Regions from separate parts of the Homo sapiens genome. Here region 2 is linked to region 1. Evidence: chromatin loops called from intact Hi-C (ENCODE). Cell type or tissue: breast epithelium. All regions are shown on one strand. Links, peaks and the distances in the headings refer to the core of each region. The heading gives the core; the rest is flanking DNA.

Region 1 (6,180 bases), core at 462-5,461:
GGTTATGTTCATTTGCTAGGGCTGTTGTAACAAGTCACAGACTAGGTGACTTCAACACCGGAAATTTATTTTCCCACAGTTCTGGAAGCTAGAAGTCAGATCAAGATTTGGTTTGTGATATGGTTTGGCTCTCACCTTGAATTGTAATATTTACTTATCTGTGTCATGGGATGATCCTGGTGGGAGGTAATTGAATCATGGGGGTAGGATTTTCCTATGTTGTTCTCATGTTAGTGAGGAAGTCTCTTGAGATCTGATGATTTTATAAAAGGGAGCTCCCCTGCACATGCTATCTTGCCTGCCACCATGTAAGACATGACTTGTTCCTCATTTGCCTTCTGCCCTTGTGAGGCCTCCCCAGCCATGTGGAACTGTGAGTCAATTAAACCTCTTTTCTTTATAAGTTACCCAGTCTTGGGTATTTCTTTATTAGCAGCATGAGAACAGACTACTACAATAAATTGGTACTGGTAGAGTGGGGTGCTGCTGTAAAGATACCCAAAAATGTGGAAGTAAGTTTGGAACTGGGTAACAGGTGGAGGTTGGAACAGGGTTCAGAAGACAGGAAGATGTGGGAAAGTTTGGAACTTCCTAGAGACTTGTTGAATGGTTTTGACCGACATGCTGATAGTGATATGTACCATAAAGCCCAGGCTGATGTGGTCTCAGATGAAGATGAGGGACTTGTTGAAACTGGAGTAGAGGTCACTCTTGCTGTATAGACACTGGCGGTATTTTGCCCCAGCCCTAGAGATCTGTGGAACTTTGAACTTGAGAGACATGATTTAATGTATTTGGTCGAAGAAATTATTAAGCAGCAATATGTTGAAGAGGAAGCAAAGCATAAAAGTTTGGAAAATTTGCAGCCTGATGATTCAGTAGAAAAGAAAACCCAATTTTCTGGGGAGAAATTCAAGCCTGATGCAGAAATTTGCATAAGTAACAAGGATACCAATGGGTATCACCAAGACAATGGAGAAAATATCTCCAGAGCATGTCAGAGACCTTTGCGGCAGCCCCTCCCATCACAGGCCTGAAGCCTATGAGGAAAAAATGGCTTCATTGGCTGGGCCCAGGCACCCCTAGCATGTGCAGCCTAGCAACTTGGTGCCCTGCTTCCCAGCTGCTCCAGTCATGGCTAAAAGGGGCCAAGGTACAGCTCAGGTGGTGGCTCCAGAGGGTGCAAGCCCCAAGCCTTGGCAACTTCCATGTGGTATTGAGCCTGTAGGCTCACAAAAGTCAAGAATTGAGGTTTCGGAACCTCCACCTACCTATCAGAGGAGGTATGAAAATGCCTAATGTCTAGGCAGAAGTTTGCTGCAAGGGCAGAGCCCTCATGGAGAACCTCTGCTAGGGCAGTGCAGAAGAGAAATGTGGGGTCAGAGCCTGCACACAGAATACCCACTGGGGCACTGCCTACTGGAGTTGTGAGAAGAGGGTCACTTTCCTCCATGCCCTAGAATGGTAGATCCACTGACAGCTTGCACCATGTGCCTGGAAAAGTCACAGACACTCAAGGCCAGCCCATGAAAGCAGTCATGTGGGTAGCTGTACTCTGCAAAGCCACAAGGGTAGAGGTGCCCGAGGCAGTGGGAGCCCACCTCTTGCATCAGTGTGCCCTGGATGTGAGACACAGGGTCAAAGGAGATCATTTTGGAGGTTATGACTTGCCTGCCTCGCTGGATTTTGGATTTGCTTGGGACCTGTAGCCCCTTCATTTTGGCCAATTTCTCCCTGTATTTACCCAATGCCTGCACCCCCATTGTATCTAGGAAGTAACTAACTTGCTTTTGATTTTACTGGCTCATAGGTAAAAGGAATTAGACTTCTCTCAGATAAGACTTTGGAATGTGGACTTTTGAGTTAATGCTGAAGTAAGTTAAGGCTTCTAGGGACTGTTGGGAAGGCATGCTTGGTTTTGAAATGTGAAGAGGTTTTTTTCCCCATGTTGTTCTCATGAGAGTAAGTCTCATGAGATCTGATGGTTTTATAAAGGGGAGTTCTCCTGCATATGTTCTTTTTCCTGCCACCACGTAAGACATGACTTTGTTCCTCATTCGCTTCTGCCATGATTGTGAGGCTTCTCCAGCCATGTGGAACTGTGAGTCCATTTAACCTCTTTTATACATTACTCAGTTTCAGGTATGTCTTTTTTAGCAGCATGGGAGCAGACTAATATAGTTTGTTTTCTCCAGAGGCCTCTCTCCTTCACTTGCAGACTGCTGCCTTCTCACAGTGTCCTTAGTGGTCTTTCCTCTCTGCCTGTATCTTTGGGGTCTCTCTGGGTACCCAAATTTTCTATAAGGACACTGGTAAGGTTGGATTAGAACCCACCATAACTGCTTCATTTTAAGTCAATGACCTTTTAATGGCCCTGTCTTCAAATATAGACACATTCTTAGGTACTTAGGTTAGGTCTTCATATGAATCTTTGTGGTAACAGAATTGTCTCCATAAAAGTGCTAATCTCTGGATACAACTAGGAGTAAAACAAATATAATCCAAGTTATCATGATGCTTATATTTTAATAAAAACAGCATTTTAATATGCAGGTAAATATATAAAAAATCACTGTGATACACATTATTAAAGAAACAAATAAGAACAGAATGTAATATGCTTCAGTAGGATGCTTAGTTGATGCCTCTCCAAAGATGTGATATTCCATCTAGGTGATGAGATAATATACACCTTTTAGTTAACTTGAAAATCTTTTGCTATCAGATATAATAGCATCATTTGAAAAGGCCTGGTGAAAAAGAAAACCTGCATGTATTCAAGGACCTTATCATAGGCTTATATTGCTGTAAAATAGTGAGCAAGGAGAAGAGAGCTAGGCTACAAGTTTGTAAAGACTGCCAAAAGCCAAATGGCACAGAACATTGTAGGTCATAGCAAAGCATGAGGGTTATGATTTACATTTGAGAAAAAATCATTAAGGGGTTACAACAACTGGAATAGCATAATTAATTTATGTTTTAAAAATTTTATTTTGCTTTCTTGAATATAAATGGGGTGGGGCATAAAAGATTTTGCAGTAATTTAAAGATGAAATGAAGGTTGGAATAGGAAGTAGTAGCAAAGAGGGAAACAGTGAATAGAATTAAAACATATTTTGGAGGCAGATAAGTTCTTTTGCAGTTTGGCATATCTCTATGTCAAAACCTGTGAAGGACTAAGATTTTTTTTTCTACTGGTAAATCAAACAGCTAATCTGTCACAATTTTATTGATGCTGAAAGATGAAACAAACATCCTAGGTCACACAGAAAGACAAACATCACATGTTTTCACTTATTTGTAGGATTTAAAAATCAAAATAATTGAACTCGTGGACATTGAGAGTAGAAGGATGGTTACCAGAGGCTATGACAGTCAATGGGGGTTTTGGGCGGTGTGTATGGGTGGTTAACGGGCACAAAAATAGTAAAAACACCTTTTTGTATAAGGCGAGAGATGAGGATCCAGTTTCAAGGGTGTTTTAAAGACAAAAATCATTAATGTCTCTTCATCCCCAGCACTTCCTAGGACCTAAAATATTCTCTCCACAGGATCAGGGGTTTTTGTTCACCGTTATTACTACAAAGTCAGTGCATTCCCTTCCAATAGCTATAACTTCACCTATTTTTTAGTCATCTCTTATTCATACCCAAACTTTCAGTTTGAAATTGCCAAGTGCTAGATTGCCAAGACCATTTTTATAAATTTACGTATAACTATTGTACCCTCACTTTGGCCGGTGTTGGGTACTTTAGGGAGAATGAGAGAGCAGTTTACTAAAGCAAGTGGTCATTATGCTTAGGATCTAGGACCATATCAATCCAACAAGAGAAACCAGGTAGCTAAAGCTGATTTCTGTGTGTCTGCTGCAGCTCTTTGGGAAAACTAGCACCTTGATGTACACTAAGAAGGTAGCATGATGTCCAGTAATGATCAGGGTAGAATCCCAAATTTTCAAAATAGGTTTATACAGCCATCTATCAATTTCATCCTGAGTGTGACCCAGGACAAGGCAGTGATAGAGGATTCCTTACTGTGAACATACATTCAGTATGTTTATTTCCTTGGTGGCTTCCATTGCAATGGCAGATGGTTTCTGCAGAGATCATTTTACAAGAGAGGCATAAAATGAGTATAATGGTCATTTGTAAGTCAGGGGCTAATTCTATTTCAAAACACTGCACAGAATTTCACCCATTCAGGTGAAGGGTCAGGTCATCTCAGAGGTGGGTGTTGGAAGATCATAACATTTTCAGATCCTAAAGTAACAGGTCATGAACAGAGAGGTTCATTGAGAAATGGGTCGTGCAGATGACCTGTGTTAGAGTATAAAACATACATCCACATTTACTAGTATTTTCTAGGTGAATGACTTTATGTTCCATCTGATTACGAATAAGATAGTAAGATGGTTAACCCTGTATTTCAAACCAAATATACCTCATGTACAGTTAAAAATATTTATTAATTCTGATAAGACATTAACATGCACATAGAGATTCAAGGACACACACTATCAAACCTCTGATAATCTATGGATGAAATTCTGACTTCCAAGCAGCATAATTGAATACTCTATGTACTGTTAGGTAAGTTAAATTCTAATATTAAGATTAGTGGCATGTTTAACTGGGAAAATCATTACTATTTCATTAATACAATTTTAGGATTAAGTAATCAATTACACAACTGTTTACTGAGCATGGTGTTAGTTACATATAAAAGTTAAACCATCCATTCCTTTAGAAAGTATGACAAGTATGACATGATCTATATTATATGTCAAGATTCTCTGATAGTGGTTTGGCCACGTTTTATGACTTGCTTCCTCTTATATTTTCAATATATAAGTCCTATTTGATACTCAGTGTGCTGCTGGAAGTGGAATGTATGGGTAAGGAAAATATACTTTTACCCTTTTTGTTTTTCACTAAAGCAAAATTGGTAGTTCATGGAGACAGCCCTCCAAATGAGGTTTTCAAAATGCAGAAATAATATTATTTGCCTTATTTACAACATATTATGAAGATTAAAACCTGGATAAAATAATCCACAAGGGTATCTATAATTAAGGAAAAGCCACACACATGTAGTCCCAAAGCTGCTAGTTAAATAAAAGGAAGGAAAGGGAAAGGAAATTAAATGAAGAATGAAATACTGAAACAAAAGACAGTCCACATGGGTCTAAGGAAAAGAGAAAGATTGCTTGTAAAATGTGTTAGACATGGTGATCAAGGAAGAAAGTACCTATAGACAGGGCAATACCCTGAGTGGTTAGGATCATGAAGGGTAAGTGCTATAGAGATCTGTGAGGGGATTGGCAAGAAGTAGCACTGAGTGGCTGGTATAATTAAATAAAAAGTAAAGACAAAAATGCTAAAGTAATTGTTTAGCTAGGGAATCATTTTTTAAACAAATCTGATCATCTGGATCCTTTAATTAAAACAACTACAATACTAACACTACAATACTAACAACCACAACAATAAAAACCTCTGTCAATTCCTCGTTGCAAACCACTCATTACTCTCTGGTCTGTAATGCCCGTGCTGTGTTAACAATACTTACAAATATCCTTTGTGCATACTGGTTTCTTTCTGTTAAAGACCTCCACCTTTTGCACTTGGAAAACTTCTAATTTCATTCGTGATCGCTTTCACAGAAAACTCCTCAAATTCCTTCAATCAAAGTTAATTGTTTTTGTCCCTTTAGTAAAAGTTTGAGCTGTTTGAGCACTAACCATATGGTACTGTAATTTTTTTGGCGCTTCTCCTTCACCCCTCACGGCAAGCTCCTCTAGGCCAGAGATCGTGAACACTTCATGTTTCATTCTTTTATTTTGTAACTCAGTGCTTAGTGTATCACAAGTAATTGTTAAATGAAAATTATCAGATGAAGATTTTCTTCATGACTGATTGGGTGTCAGGAAAAGTAAATGGGTTTGTTGCAAAGCAGAGAAGCAAGCATTACTCTTGAGAGCCAAGCATATTTGGAAAAGTAGAATGTATCAGTATGGTGTTCTCTGGTATTTTACTGTGATGTATGTACTAAGAGGTAGAGGAAGAAACACCTCTCTCTTTTAGCCCAGTCTAGTTACTAGTTGTATTAAGGCACCAGTAGGATCTTTGGTTTATACACAAACATAACTGCATATCAGAGCCAGAGACTGAGTTTGTGCTT
Region 2 (6,180 bases), core at 747-5,746, 460 kb before region 1:
TCAGCACCCAATAGACCAATAGAGTGAGACCAGTAGTTTTAAAGTATATTGTGTCTATTTTTTGCTATAATAGGTTATTGTCTCTGCAAATTATTTTGTGTACATTTATTTGCACACATCCAAAGTATCTTTTATTTTCCTCTTTCTCTTTCGCTCTTTAGATTATTTTTCTCCTTGATTCTTTTAGTGTCTTCTTTTTTAATGGATCCTGTTTCACTTTGAGTGACAATAAAATGTGTCCCATAGATTTAGAAAATAAATAAGTAGAAAATTTAGCATTTACTCACTGAACTTTTCTTGTACATTGATAAAAAAATTGTACCACATCTGTACACAAATGTTCATTGAATGAATAAAAATGGCAGCATGTGACTAATTAAATTTAACACTATAATTATGACTTTAATTAAAATGTGTAAGCCTACCTAATATATAAAACTATAAGAGGTGCCATAAAGAGTATAGAAACACATAAGATACACAGTATAATTTTTTTTTGAGACAAACTCTCACTCTGTCACCCAGGCTGGAGTGCAGTGGTGTGATCTCGGCTCACTGCAACCTCTGCTTCCCAGGTTCAAGCAATTCTCCTGCCTCAGTCTCCTGAGTAGTTGGGATTACAGATGTGCACCACCATGCCCAACTTATTTTTGTGTTTTTAGTAGAGACAGAGTTTCACCATGTCGGCCAGGCTAGTCTCGAACTCCTGACCTCAGGTGATCCACCCATCTCTGTCTCCCAGATTGCTGGGATTACAGGTGTGAGCCACTGTGCCTGGCCCAGAACAGTTTTAATCTGAATAAGAAACATAATATTAGTTACTAGATGCTTTGGAATTACATAAGTGAAGATGATTAATTACATTCTTGGCTCAGTTTCCTTTTGTTGTATACTAATACCTTAGCTGCCTTTCTACGCACTTTTATTTTGAACATTAACTTTATATATATATATATATGTATGTATGTATGTATGTATGTATGTATGTATGTATAGAAGATCTCCAATGGAAAGTTTTGAAAGGACTACTATTTTTAGTAAATTTTTTTTTTTTTATTCACCAAAGGGACTATTTCTAACAAGGGCCCAGTGGTGTTCATAAACTTTATAATTATGTTTCTATCTATCTACAATGACTCTTGATCATCTGTGTGTCAAATATATAGTTTCTTGTATCTGAGTCTTTTCATTGCCACAGAAGGAAAATAATTAACCTCTACAGTACTAAATTTATGTATATGTAAAGCTGGCTCTCATGAATTCTCATTTTTCTTCTCTCCTTTTCACTCCTTTTGGGAAAATTTGGGATTAGTTGATCATAAAGATACTATTCTTTCATTTGGAACACACGTTAGGAATAGCTTAACTAGATAAATAGTTAAAGCATTACAAATAAAAAATAAAAATCTTTAAACTTTTTCCCCTTCAATATCACATCTCATATTCAACATAGTATTGGAAGTCTTAGTCAGAACAATCAGGAAAGAGAAAGAAATAAAAGGCCTCCAAATTGGTAAAGAAGAAGTCAAGTTTCTCCTGTTTACTGATTATATAGTCTTATATCTAGAAAAACCAAAAGACTCAACAAAAAAAACAGTAGGTTTGATAAATAAAGTTGCAGGACATGAAATCAATATACAAAAGTCAGCAGTGTTTCTTGTTTCTATATGCTAATAACAATCTAGTTGAGAAAAAAAAACAAGTAGTCCATTTTATTTACAGTGACTAAAAAGAAAACTAGGAATAAATGTAACTAAGGAAGTGAAAGATCTCTACAGGGAAAATTACAAAACACTAATGAAAGAAATTGAAGATAACACAAACAAATAAAAAAAATCCCATGCTCACAGATCAGAAGAATTAATATCATTAAAATGACCGCATTGCTCAAATCATTCTATAGGCTAAACACAATCTCTTTCAAATTACCAAAGTCATTTTTTCACAGAATTGGATAAACAATTCTAAAATATATATAAAACATCAAACCAAAAAAGAGCCCAAATGTCAAAGCAATCCTGATCAAAAAGAACAAAACTGGAGGTATCACATTACCTGACTTAACCCAAGCAGCACGGTATTTCTCTAAAGATAGATATATAGGCCAATGGAACAGAATAGAGAGGCCAGAAATAAAGCCACGTATTTACTGCTAACTGATCTTTAAGAAAGTCAACAAGAACTTACACTTGGGAAAGGACACCCTCTTCAATAAATGGTGCTGGGAAAATTGGATAGCCACATGCAGAAGAATGAAACTAGACTCCTATCTGTCACCATATACAAAAATCAACCCAAAATGAATTAAATACACAAATGTAAGTTGCAAAACTATTAATATAAAAACACTAGAAGAAAACCTAGAGAAAGTTCTCATAAAGAGTGGTCTAAGCAAAGGATTTATGACTAAGACATCAAAAGCACAGGCAACAACAATAAAAAGACAAATGGGACTATATCAAATTAAAAAGCTTCTGCACAACAAAGGAAAAAAATCAACAAAGTGAAAAGAAAATCTGCTTAATGGGAGAAATATTAGCAAATTATTTATGCAAGAGAGGACAAATACGCAGAATGTACAGGAAACAAAAAACAACTCAACAAGAAAAAACTAATCCCATTAAAAAGTGGGCGAAGGACATGACTAGGTATTTCTCTAAAGAAAACATACAAATGGCCCAACAGGTATATGCTAAAATGCTCAACATCATTAATCATCAGAGAAATATAAATCAAAACCATAATGAAATACTATCTTATCCCAGTCAGAATGACTATTTAAGAAGACAAAAAATAACATGATGGTGTGAATGAGGAGAAAATGAAACTTACATAGTGTTTGTTGGAAGGTAAACTAGTAAAGCCACTATGGAAAACAATGTGGAGATTTCTCAAAAAACTAAAAGTAGAATTACCATTTGATCCAGCAATTCTACTACTGGATATCTACCCAAAGGAAAAGAAATCAGTATATCAAAGGATACTTGCATTCACATGTTTATTGCAGCACTATTTATAATAGCAAAGATATGGAATCAACCTACGTGCCCATCAATGGGTTAATGAATAAAGAAAATGTGGTATATATACACAATAGAATGCTACTTGGCCATAAGAAAGAATAAAATCATGCCATTTATAGCAACATGTATGGAACTGGAGGTCATTATCTTAAGTGAAATAAGCCAGGCACTAAAAGACAAATATCACATGTTCTCACTTTTATGTGGGAGTTAAGAAAATTCATTATATGGAGGTAGAGAGTTGAAAGACAGATAACAGAGACTGTAAAGGGTGAGTGGGAGATATGGAGAACAAGGAAGCAAACTGAGTTAAAGGGTAAAACTCTCAGTAAGATAGAAGGATTAAATTCAATGTATGATAGCAGAGTAGGGTGACTATACCTAACAAAAATGTATTGTTCTCAGGTGACAGACACGCCAAATACCCTGCCTTGATCACAACACACTATATGCACGTAACAAAATTTCTCATGTACTTCATAAATTTGTACAAATAAGCAAAAGACAAAAAAATAGAAAAAAAATTAGAAATGTACTCCTTTTTCATGTTTCTTCTTGCAAAATTGTAACAGAATAAAAAAGTGAATGCAAGAGTTTGGAAACAGCTTAGGTTTTAGAAAAGTAGACTCATGACATAGATTTAAATATCTTTAAATTTTGGCATATGAATGCAGAGAATAATTTATATTAAAACGAGTTTCTATGCTATCCCTAGTATTTTGATGGCTCCTTTAACTAATTAGGGTGGATTAATTTTAGCTTACAAGTAACCCTATGCCTTCTTGACTTCAGTACCATGTAAAAATAATTTTAGCATAGTATTTTTACATAAATAGGACTTGGGTTTAATTTCTCATATTTTACACTTAAAAATTATATGTTAGTGGTACAGTAAGTTATAAGTAATTTTAAAAATGATTTAGGATGGCCAAAGTACAAGATTGATTAAATGAAATTTCAATAAGTGGTATCTTCTACTGAGGTTTAATCTTGTGAATTCTTGTACAGCTACAAATCAGAAAAGGCTTCCTGTGTTAGCTTAGACTTTTTTTTTATACTTTAAGTTCTAGGGTACATGTGCACAATGTGGAGGTTTGTTACATATGTACACATGTGCCATGTTGGTGTGCTGCACCCATTAACTCGTCATTTACATTTACTTGGACAACTTTAAGGCAATAGACTAATGTTATTGATTAATTAATGATAATTTGTGAATAACTTTTCAATTTCTAAGAAAATGTTACAAACAAATACATGCAAAGATAGATAAGGATTATATCAAATTTTATAAATAATGGATAATTATAAAAGAAAAAATAAATTCTATAAAAATAAAGTATTGAAAGATCATCAACTCTATGTGCCTAGGTTTATAATATTTTAAAGTAATAAATTTAAAGAAATACAATGTTCAATGCCCATAGATGTACACATAAAAATATATTATGAATTATTTATTTCAATATATGACATGGCAAATAAAAATAAATAAGAATAAAATAAAATGAAAATAAAATGTGTCTTGTATTTAATAAAATGACCAAGGTATGCTGTATTCAAATACTATTTTCCTTTTTATGAATAAAATATTGTGTAAAATGTAACTTTGGCCTACTCCTACTCATTTTGACAAACTAAATTACTTATAACCACTGTAACCTATTGTTGTATATTTTTAAATTATTACTTGTAACAGTTTCTTGCTTATAAACACCATAGCTTGTGTTTGCATTTCGTCTCTGACAACTCTAATGACTTCATCTAAACCTCATTACCTTTAAAGGCCCTACCTCCTAATAGCATTACTGTGGGGGTTAGGCCAACCACATGTGAGTTTGGGTAGGACAGAAATATCAGCCCATAACAGATCCTACTAGGTACAATTTGATCATAATTTTATTATGAGTACTACCCAGCTTCCTATTGCCAGTTTGTTATAAAATGTTCATTTTCTGAGTAATTTGATTCAAGCAATAAGGTTTTTCTTCTGGGTTTTTTATTTATTTATTTATTTATTAAGACAACAAACATCACAGTATATAAGAACCAGAAATCTAAATCCCTTCACTTCATATGTACAAAAGAAATTTCTGTTTTCTTAGCACACATCTTGGAACTGGTACAGGACATGCTTCTTTGTTCCTATGTCAATTTATGGTGAAAACTAAAAAAAAATAAGTATTCGATCCAGGAAATATTTGCTCCCGCAGGATGAGACATCTGTGAACCCACAAAAATAGCTAGCAAGACTAGAACTTGCCCTTCAACACTTGCTTCAAGAGCCTAACCTTGCTGTGCACACTAATCCTAAGCTATTATGATATAAACTGTACATAAGCCCCACCATTTTACCACAGTGCAAAGGCTGCTTTAAAATAACCCAGGCCAAGCTCTGGAATCATAAATATCTTCTTGTGACTTTTTTCTATAGAGGATACACCAAGGCTTTGTATAGGTAGTGTTCTTTCATAGTGGAATAGGTATAATAAAGTCTGCTTGCTTATTACAAAACATATTTTGTTGTCTTATAGGAATTCAACACTGAACACATTTCACCAATAATAGCTACAAATAAATTGCAAATTCAATGAATGTACTTCTCAGAGAAGAAAATCAAATAGAATGAAAACTTACCCACTTTGTCATTCTGCTGTACATTTTAGTGTTACAAAAATATGTTTCAACTATTTATATTATGCAAAAAATTTAGCAGAAATAAAAGTTAGCTAGTTTTTGGTATTGTTTACTCTGTGAGCAATTTCAACTTAAATATGAAACCATATTATATAGTTGAAATTGCAAGTATCTATTATTTTATTTCATGTGTATTGTTTCTATATACCTGACAAAATTTCAAGTACATTTTATAAACACACAAAAAATGAGATACTGTATTTCTATAACTTATACTAGCACTTGCTCTTTGGAAAATGATGATAAAATTTAATACTAACATGAATATTTCTATGAAGGTAATGAACAAAATATCTTGAAATCATGTGGAGCATCAAGGTAAAACATAACTAAGTGGAGTTACGATGGAATACTCTGTTTCTGTTTTAAATTCTCATTTCTAATATTACTGCTTCAAGATCCTATGGGCTCAGAGATGTCGATATTTGAAAAAAAATAGATCTTAAAAAGTCAATATTTG

What was found. Hi-C counts contacts between places; a loop is a spot of excess contacts. Peaks named below come from ENCODE experiments on the same cell type or tissue, not always from the same donor. Only the 100,000 strongest peaks of a DNase experiment are listed, where the experiment ranks them.
Region 2: it touches region 1 in a loop (14-fold over the local background); 4 of 110 quality-filtered maps call a loop at or near these places.

What each region holds. Positions count from the first base shown.
Region 1 is chr13:70,304,734-70,310,913 of GRCh38, forward strand. No RefSeq gene overlaps it. Among named protein-coding and RNA genes, the nearest start is that of KLHL1, 200 kb to the left of the region's middle. In breast epithelium, for the core only: no CTCF peak of the experiment used is centred there; no DNase peak of the experiment used is centred there.
Region 2 is chr13:69,839,744-69,845,923 of GRCh38, forward strand. The region is part of intron 5 of KLHL1 (kelch like family member 1); the gene reads right to left. Among named protein-coding and RNA genes, the nearest start is that of KLHL1, 270 kb to the right of the region's middle. In breast epithelium, for the core only: no CTCF peak of the experiment used is centred there; no DNase peak of the experiment used is centred there.